Linked DNA regions of Homo sapiens: region 1 is linked to region 2. A link is a contact called in ENCODE Hi-C or POLR2A ChIA-PET data. All regions are on one chromosome and are shown on one strand. Each heading gives the region's core, a stretch centred on a gene start or an enhancer-like site at or near the end of the contact. The rest is flanking DNA. Distances are from core to core; before and after follow the strand shown. Region 1 overlaps APP (amyloid beta precursor protein). Region 2 overlaps APP (amyloid beta precursor protein).

The links. Hi-C counts contacts between places; a loop is a spot of excess contacts on that map. ChIA-PET counts read pairs that join two places held with the same protein, here RNA polymerase II (POLR2A). Pooled maps may share reads with other maps.
Region 1: a loop to region 2 is called in a map of Calu3, with 10 times the contacts of the local background. The contact joins two enhancer-like sites. A Hi-C loop is called at or near these places in 2 of 168 maps with a recorded cell type or tissue (Calu3 and heart right ventricle) and 6 of 50 pooled maps. POLR2A ChIA-PET finds 5 or more read pairs at or near these places in 2 of 52 experiments (OCI-LY7 and SK-N-SH).

The regions. Positions count from the first base shown.
Region 1 is chr21:25,933,558-25,938,517 of GRCh38, forward strand. The region is part of intron 13 of APP (amyloid beta precursor protein); the gene reads right to left. Among named protein-coding and RNA genes, the nearest start is that of GABPA, 200 kb to the left of the region's middle. Within about 2 kb of position 1,459, at least 22 of the 41 ENCODE cell types and tissues checked have a DNase peak (open chromatin) inside an H3K27ac peak, as active enhancers do.
Region 2 is chr21:25,885,815-25,890,449 of GRCh38, forward strand. All of the region lies in intron 17 of APP (amyloid beta precursor protein), which reads right to left. Among named protein-coding and RNA genes, the nearest start is that of GABPA, 150 kb to the left of the region's middle. Within about 2 kb of position 1,602, at least 4 of the 41 ENCODE cell types and tissues checked have a DNase peak (open chromatin) inside an H3K27ac peak, as active enhancers do.

The DNA of each region.
Region 1 (4,960 bases), core at 209-2,708, 48 kb after region 2:
TTTGTAAGTATGATGTAAGCAATCCTTACTTGGCTACACTATAAGCTTCAACAACAAATTAAAAAATGATTCACATTATAGAGCATTTATACATGCCTTTTCATCTTCCAAGTGTGGTAAACATTAATTAACCCTGGCTAATTAAAACAGCCACAGTTGACACATTTACTCATTAATCAGCCTCAAGCAAATGCAAAGCATTAAACTCTTTCACGTTTTGGTACCAATTAAATGTTATTATTTTTTTTTTAATGAAGAGGTCATAAATTTAAGACATGTAGTTCTTAGATTTAAATTTGATAGTGGTTGAAAAAATTTGACAATAGTTCACATTCTTAAAAGTCAAGGAAAATAAAAACATAACCGCATTATGGGTTGAATTTTCCCCCAAAATATATGTTGAAGTCCTAATGCCTACACCTAAGAATACAGCCTTACTTGGAAACAGGGTCTTTGCAGATATAAGATGAGGTCACAATGGAGAAGGGTGGGCCCTTAATCATATTAGAGAAGACACAGAAACAGAGACATGGGGAGTAACACCATGTGAAGACAGAGGTGGAGATTGGAGGGGTGCATGTACCAACCAAAGGAATATCAAGGGCTGGCAGCAGCACTAGAGCAAGCGAAAGGCATGAAACAGATTCTCCCCTAGAGCTGTAAGAGGCAGTGTGGCCCTGGCAACACCTTGCTTTAGGACTTCTAACCTCTAGAATAATGAGATAATGAGAGTATATTTCTGTTGGTTTCGGCCATGCGGTTTGTGGTAACTGGTTCCAGCAGCCCTAGGAATCTAATACACTGCCCATGTAAGTGAATATTAGCTATTTGCTGATAAGACAAGAATTTCTGGTTATAATAAATATACTGGAATAGAATGTGGTTTCTTTTTTTTTGAGATGGAGTCTCGCTCCAGTCACCAGGCTGGAATGCAGTAGCGTGATCTCGGCTCACTGTAACCTCTTCCTCCCAGGTTCAAGCAATTCTCCTGCCTCAGCCTCCCGAGTAGCTGAGACTACAGGCGCCCGCAACCATCCCCGACTAATTTTTGTATTTTTAGTTGAGACGGGGTTTCACCATATTGGCCAGGCTGGTCTTGAACTCCTGACCTTGTGATCCATCTGCCTCGGTCTCCCAAAGTGTTGGGATTACAGGCGTGAGCCACAACACCCGGCCGAATGTGGTTTCTTAGTGAGTCCTTTACTCAAGGCTGGAATTAAACAAAGGAGATGAATCACGAGCTCTATGATAATAGTCTAATAGTCTAATCTAGCCCTCTTAAGTGCAGAGATGTTTTCCCTCTGAACACCCGTGTGTTTCAGCTCTGTTCCTCTTCCAATGCCCTTCCACAGGGAACAAATCCTTTCTTGACCACCAATGGCTGCATGACTTATCCTGAGAAGATCATGGGGATTTTGGATGCCAGGTCAACCCTTACACTCAGCAAGGAAGTGGAAGGGCCTCAGTTTCAAACACTTTGTAAACACAGAGGTTAGGTCATTTCCTCTCCAATAAGCCAGAAGCTGAGCTGTCCCTGGCAGCAAACTGTGTGTCAAATGCCTGGCGGGTTTCAGGTTTTACTAACTCCAGAGTGACGAAACATCACCACCTCTAATGCCAGAAAGAAGTCAGCTGTTGTACCTGTGTCACAACTAAATTTACTGAAGTCAGGGCAGCTGAAGTAATCTATAAAACTTAGCATGTCAATTTCAATTTAGCGTTCACATTCAACAAATTGTGTATTTAAAAAAAAATCTCCAGTAGTCTAAAAGTTTTCATTTTATTCTTGTGTAAAATCTGGAAGACTGGAATAGAATGTTTTATGGTATGAGTGTTTAGTAGCAACATTAGGTTAACTGTGACCTTTTGGCTCAAGACATGAGAAAATATAGCTAACAATGCTTGGTTATGGGTTTGTCACACTATACTTTGTTATACTATCCAGCAGTATCCACCTGCTTTAACAGTGTGGATACACTAAAAACTAATTTAAAAAAATCTGGGCTGGGCGCGGTGGCTCACACCTGTAATCCCAACACTTTGCGAGGCCGAGGCGAGTGGATTACAAGGTCAGGAATTCGAGACCAGCCCGATCAACATACTGAAACCCCGTCTCTACTAAAAATACAAAAATTAGCTGGGTGTGGTGGTGCGCGCCTATAATCCCAGCTACTCAGGAGGCTGAGGCAGGAGAATCATTTGAAACCGGGAGGCGGAGGCTGTAGTGAGCCGAGATCGTGCCACTGCATTCCAGCCTGGGCAACAGAGTGAGACTCTGTCTCAAAAAAAAAAAAAAAAAAAAAACCTGTCAAATCCCTCCATACAAGTGTATGCACTTCACATACCAAGGAGGTCTAGGATTTGAAGTTCATCAAGGCCGAGTTTAGGCTGCCAGACCACAACCTCGTTTTAATGCCTTAGGTGCAGAAACAGGAGAAATAATACCTTCCATGCCTCCCCTGACTAGCTTTAGGATAAAGAAGCTGTGCACTAAATAGACAGTAGCTGAGGAACGATGAAGAGGATCTACCCAAAGTATGAATAAGCCAACTGCTATGGATCGAACTGTGTGCCCCTGAAAATTCATGTATCAAAGCCCTAACCCTCAAGGGACCTTTGGAGATCAGACCTTTAAAGAGATAATTAAGGTTAAATGAGGTCATGGGGGTGTGACTCTGATCCAATAGGACAGGTGTCCTTATAAGAAAAGGAGGAGGCCGGGTGCGGGGCTCACGCCTGTAATCCCAGAACTTTGGGAGGGCAAGGCAGGTGGATCACCTGAGGTCGAGAGTTCGAGACCAGCCTGACCAACATGGAGAAACCCTGTCTCTACTAAAAATACAAAATTAGCCAGGCATGCCTGTAATCTCAGCTACTCGGGAGGCTGAGGCACGAGAATCGCTTGAACCCAGGAGGTGGAGGTTGCAGTGAGCCAAGATCGTGCCATTGCACTCCAGCCTGGGCAACAAGAGCGAAACTCTGTCTCAACAAAACAAAAGAAGAAGAGGAAGAGACACCTCTCTTTCTCTCTGAGAAAGACCATGTGAGGACATGATGCGTAGGTGGCCATTTGTAAATCAAGGAAGAGAGGCCTCCTCAGAAACCGACCTGCTGGTACCTTGATCTTGGACTTCCAGCCTCCAGAAGCATGAGAAAAATAATTTCTGTTGTTGAAGGATTCAGTCTGTGGTATTTTGGTATTTTGTTATGGCAGCCCTAGCAGACTAATGCATTTATCTAGTCACACTCAGACAAAAGAAAGAGCACAGGTCAGAATAGCTTTTTCTAGAGGATTCTGTTTTCTTTCTTTCTTCGGCTTCTTTTTCTTTTTTTCCTGAAGGCAATAGCTGAATCTGAGAGTAACAAGGGGCTCACCAGGGATGTGCAAGGAATTTCTTGTACTGCCCCTTTCATGGAAATGACAAGGAAGTGATTTATTTCAGATGTGACTCAGTTCAGGATTTGAAAGCACATGTGACAAATGGTCAAGTAAAGAAAAAGCTTTTCTTTTTCTTTACTTGACCATTTGCCACGCAAGTTCCCAAGTTCTTCCTCCCTATCTTGCTTCATTACAGGCAGTGGGAAAAATCCAAACAGCTTCCCCCTGTGTCTGGGACATCTCCAGCTCTGTGGTGTATTTACTTTGAAGGAACAAAAAAGGGGATAGTATATGACTTCCATCCCAAGTCACTATAGGATATACTTTAAGAAACAAGGGAGTTTAAATTGCTCTGCTGTATAACCTGCAAAATTCATCTCCTACTGCAGAATAGAGTGAGTTGCTTCTCAGGATTCGCACCTGGAGTTGGTATTCAGCACATGTTTTCTTTGTAACATTTCTGTCAATTCTCTAAAAAGACCACACTTTTTGAGCTGGCACTAGGCTCTCTGACAATCTTCCAAGACGAAGCTTTTACAGTCCATCATTTACAATGCTGACAACTCCAGGCACATTTTGTCAATTTTCCCTTTCATCTCTTATTAAAATAAAATAATATCACTTTGGATTTGAAGAGAGCCTAAATGGATAATTCTTTAAGCAGAATGTCAGTATCAATGATAGAAAGGGAAGAATCTAAGAGGGAGGTAAATGTTCTATAAGTAGAGAAGTAGGTTCACAATTTCTGAAACAGCAAATCAAACAGCAAATGGGGGAAAGTTATGAAAGGCAGAATTTTGTGACTCAAGCCCATCTTATGCTTATACAGTTTTTTGTTTTTGTTTGTTTTGAGATAAGGTCGTCCCTCTGTCACCCAGCCTGGAGTGTAGTGGTGCCGCCAGGCCTCACTGCAACCTCCAACTCCTGGGCTCAAGTGATCCTCCAACCACAGCCTCCTGACTAGCTGGGATTACAGGTGTGTACCCCTAAACCCAGCTTATTATTTTTTTGACTTTTTGTAGAAACAGGGTCTCCCCATGTTGCCCAGGCTGGTCTTAAACTCCTGGGCTCAAATGATCCTCCTGCCTCAGCCTCCCATAGGGCTAGGATTACAGGTGTGAGCCACCATGCCTGGCCTTTTATACTGTTTATTCCCTTTAGATACAGTTAATGGACATTAATAAGCAGTTTATGCCAATCCCTTTTCATAGCTAATAAGAAGTCTTATCTTGGATAAATAAAACCTAGCCACTAATGCTGCCACACCCAAATAAACTCTCTATGCATCTGAACTTCTTGAGGTTAATAATGCTTCATTGTAATATTTTATAAAATCACCACTTTGGAAGTGAACACCACTAGAAATTCACATGGCCAGTTTATAGATGGGGACTGGGGGAAGCAGGGAGGATCTCTGCAATCCAGTAGTTAGGCTCTGCCAGAATGTATTTAGAGTTGTCTCTAAATACATTCTGAGTCTCTGCTTCATTTTTTTTTTCAATGAAAATGACAATGTCTGTCATCCCATGTTCAAGACAAATATAACAAGTTTCTAAGAATCCTTATATTTTTGTTATTGCA
Region 2 (4,635 bases), core at 352-2,851:
TGGAACCATTTAGTCCTTCACTGTATCCAGAGTAATTTAGAGCTCAGCTATCCGCCTGCAGGGACAAGATTCTATTTGGGTGACCTTAGTTTCTAGGTCTCCTCCTATTGCCCCTAGAGTATTTACATGCGGGTGTGTGAGCTTGGAGGAGAGGCAGGAAACACCACGTTTACATTTTATTATGTACAGTAACCAGCAGGATGTGGATTAATAGATGTCCTTTTATACAAGGGACTGAGTCAGGCCAAACGACAGAATCCTGTCATTGAGATGGACCAGACGAGTAAAGGAGGGTAAGGGAACTAAGGCGAACAATACAACAATAGTGTGACACATCAAAGGAGCCACAAGTCTGCGGAAAAAAAAAATAAAAGCAAAGAAAATAGGAAGTTTTCAAGCTAGTGACTTATCCCTCGTAACCTCCCAGTAACTGCCTGCTACCTAGTTGTATAGATGCTTGTTTTCCTAATTTTGATGCCATCTCTCTATAGTTATATATAACTAGAAGGCAGTTGACTATGTTTATGGCCAACATCAAGCAATTCTTCAGGCAGGTTCAGGAACTCCTTTGCTATCCCTTCATAATTTTTTTTTTTTTTAAGACAGTCTTGCTCTGTCACCCAGGCTGGAGTGCAGTGGCGTGATTTTGGCTCACTGCAGCCTCCATCTCCTGGGTTCAAGCGATTCTCCTGCCTCAGCCTCCTGAGTAGCTGCGACTACAGGCGCATGCCACCACGCCTGGCTAATTTTTTGTATTTTTATTAGAGACAGGGTCTCACCATGTTGGCCAGGCTGGACTCGAACTCCTAGCCTCAAGTGATCCACCTGCCTTGGCCTCCCCAAATGCTGGGATTACAGGTGTGAGCCACCACGCCTGGCCTGTGATCATTTTTGATGCTTTCCTTTGATCTTCCAATTTCTCTTCCTGCTGCTCACTGTAAGCCACTCCTAGGTTCTGCACCCCCCCTCACTTTTCCTTATCGTGGCTTTCCATTCAACCTGACCACTCTCTCCAACTACTCTACAATGCCAACGTCAGTGCGTCTGTATCCTGGTGGGTCAGCTTCTGGCCGGGAAGAAAGGACCTCTAAGGACATCTTTTTATACAGTCACCAGTGTGACAGCATATTACTTAGAAAAAGTCATATGCCATACCTCCATAAAAGCCAAATAAAAGGAACTCTCTTCTTATTTAGATCATTAATGAGATAACCAGGAGGTGGGGGCGGGGAGACTTCTGGTGTTCAAGTGATCAGATCTGTGAGAGGAAAACTTTTTCACATCCTATAATAAAGAGAAGCTGTGCCCCCAACTTCTCCTTATTAAAGGTGACATGTCTGGGGAGAGTAGCAGAAAGAGCTACAATACGTATTTTTAAATATCCAGTGTCTATGTATGTGAATGTAGAAAAGTACCGCTTGCTACTAAACAGATCCTGGGATTAGTGGGCTTTGCAGGAACGTCCTAAAACAGGAGCAAGGTGGTTAATTCAGCTAGTGCTGAGATTTCCAGCCACCAGAGGGCTATTCTGACATGGAGGGCACATTTGGGGAGTGGTAATAATAAAGGGCTATTGCTTCACTGCTTGAAGCACCAATAAGGCACAGTTACCTCCTTGGGAAAGCGTGGCCAATGGCTCACAGAGTGACTCTCTGGCCTTATGGCTAAGTAAATTCAGTAAGTCAATATTTCCTGCTTATTTGAAAAAAAAAAAAAAAAAAAAAAACAACAACTAGCAAGTGCTCATTTCCAAATGCTAACAACTCTACCAATAAAAATACAGTTATGGGCCACATAATGACATTTTAGTCCACGACAGACCAAACATATGATGGTGGCCCCATAATACCGTATTTTTTACTGTACCTTTTCTAGTTTGTTTAGATACGCAAATCCCTGCCAGTGTGTTACAACTGTCTATAGTATTCAGTGCAGCAATATGCTGCACAGGTGTGGAGCCTAGGAGCAATAGTTGTAGGTGTGTAGCCCAGGTGTGTAGCAGGCTATACCATCTAGATTTATGTACATGTACTTTATGATGTTTGCACAGCGATCAAACCGCCCCATGCCACATTTCTCAGAACGTTCTCTCCAGTGTGAAGTGGTATGTGACTGTTCTAGGCTTGTTTCATTTATACATTTGTTCTCAGGAGTTTTTTTCCTAGGGTTCCTATCTCTGTGATCTTCTGCGGGCATTTTTCACTCTAAAAACAAAAAATCTCCTGGAAACCAAAGCTTTCATCATGACTTCTTCAGGCACGATGGTATGTAAGTACAATGGTATTCTGTCCTGAGTGACTGAGGTGAGTCCAACTGGAAATATTGATGTACTCATTTTTGTTCTTACTGAAGTAGGGTTACTGATTAATGAAGGTTAGCCAGAGCCGGAAATAAAGGTATTTCCATGTACTTGAGGGTGAGAGTGCCTGTTAAGGTAGGAAGAGGATGTTGCAGAAGCATCACTTCTGTGGGTGCAGACGCTGGAATGCTAAGAAAAATGGTGCTCTGAAAGCCCACCGTGCTCTCTCACCTGGGAACATGCCTAGGCTGGGTTGCAACTCCCTGTGTTCAGGTTCTACCATCCCAGCTAAACTACATCTTTTTTGAGGACAGAAAAGCGGAATGTGGTCTATTTCAACATTGCTGTACAGACACACTATGGGGCTGCACAGAGGGCTGCTTTCAGGAAGGACAGTCACAAAGGTCTTGAGGGGAAGGAGCTGAGAGGAAATAAACAAAACAAACACGAATGAGGTGGAGCCCCTCATCTAGAAAGGCTTCCAGTTGCTCTCCAGTAGACAGCAAAATGAGGAGAGAAGAGCTGAACAGCCATCCTTCCCGATTTTGCTCCTGCAAGGATACCTCCTGGCTTAAAAATTAATGTCAGAATCTGGGTCAAAGTGTCAACTTCTCCTCTGACATTTTAAGTCCAATGAGACACTGCTTGGTAAACTGACTAAAAAAAGAGCGTTTTAATTCAGGCAGCTGGAAGAGCACTTAAAAGGCAACCGGTTATCTGGGAGGTGAGAGATACCATTTTCCACTCCCTGAGGCTTGCGCGGAGAACTAAAAGGAAGGAGTGTTAAAATGATGTGTCAGGGATTCTCAAATCCGACTGCACATCTCATTCATTTGGGGAAATTTTCAACACTCAGATTCGCAGCCTCCTATTTGGGGATTCTTTTTCCTTAGGTCTGAGGTAGGACCTGGTCTCACGCACAGCCAGGGGAAGGAGCTCCAGGTGGAGGCCTTGCTTTTATGCTCAGCATCACTGGGGTCTGTTACGGGCTAAAACGTGTCCCCCTAGAATTCATATGTTGAAGTCCTAAGCTGCCAGTACCTCCACCTGTGACTGTATTTGCAGATAGGGTCGAAGAGGTTATTAAAGTTAAACAAGGTCATCAGGGTTGATCCTAATCCACTATGACTGGTGTCCTTGTAGGAAGAGGTTAGGACACAGCAGAAAAACAGAGTGAAGGTCATGTGAAGATACAGGGAGCAGACAGGCATCTGCAAACCAAGGAGAGATGCCTGGGGAGGAACCAACCTGGCTGATACCTTGATCTTACACTCCAGAAATGTGAGAGGGTAAATTTCTGTTGCTTAATCCACCCATCTGTGTTACTTTGTTATGGAAGCCCGAGGAAGCCAAGTCTTTGGCCTCTGGCATCAAAGAAGGCAACTTCAACGGACAGACCGGCAACAAAGAGAATTATATTAAATAAACTAAAAAGTGCTCTTGAAGGCCAGGCATGGTGGCTCATGCCTGTAATCCCAGCACCTTGGGAGGTTGGGGAGGGCGGATCACTTGAGGCCAGGAATTCAAGACCAGCCTGGCCAACATGGCAAAACCCTGTCTCTACTAAAAATACAAAAATTAGCCAGGCGTGGTGGTATGCCCCTGTAATCCCAGTTACTCAGGAGGCTGAGAGTGAGGTAGGAGAATCGCTTGAACCTGGGAGGTGGAGGTTGCAGTGAGCGGAGATCATGCCACTGCACTCCAGCCTGGGTGAAAGAGCAAGACTCCATCTCAAAAAACAAAGAAACAACAACAACAAAAGAAAACAACAAAACCATGAAAAAAACCAAAACAACAACAGCAGCAAAAAAGGGGTCTTGAATTACTCAAGTATGAAGACATCTTTATTTGCTCAAATATGGAATTAAATTTTTTTAAAAATTAATTTGAGCAGAAATGAAATAAGCTGATACTAATGAAAACCTATCTTACACTGTTTTGAGGGACATAAGCTTAGATACTATCACAAAAGGTGCAATGGCCAAACATGACAGTGGGGTCATTGCTTTTATGTGCTCACACTCTGATCTATGGGTCAGTCCGTTCCTTTCCACCCTGCTGCCTGCTGTTCTCTTGGTTTCCTTCCTCACACTGCTCATCCACGTCAGTATGAATGGGGAAATGAGGCTCCACCCCAATTTCCATCAGCAGCTTCTGTTGTAGTCTGCAGAGGTTTTAATTGCTGAGCAAAATGAAATTTCTGGCTTCACCACAAATTTCATTTATTTAAACTCTGCCTGTCCTCTTCTAATCAAGAATGGTTTAGAGCCCATTTCCTTGGGGATAGTGGAATCTTCAACTCCCTAGAAACACCTGGACTTTTCTCTGATGGAAAA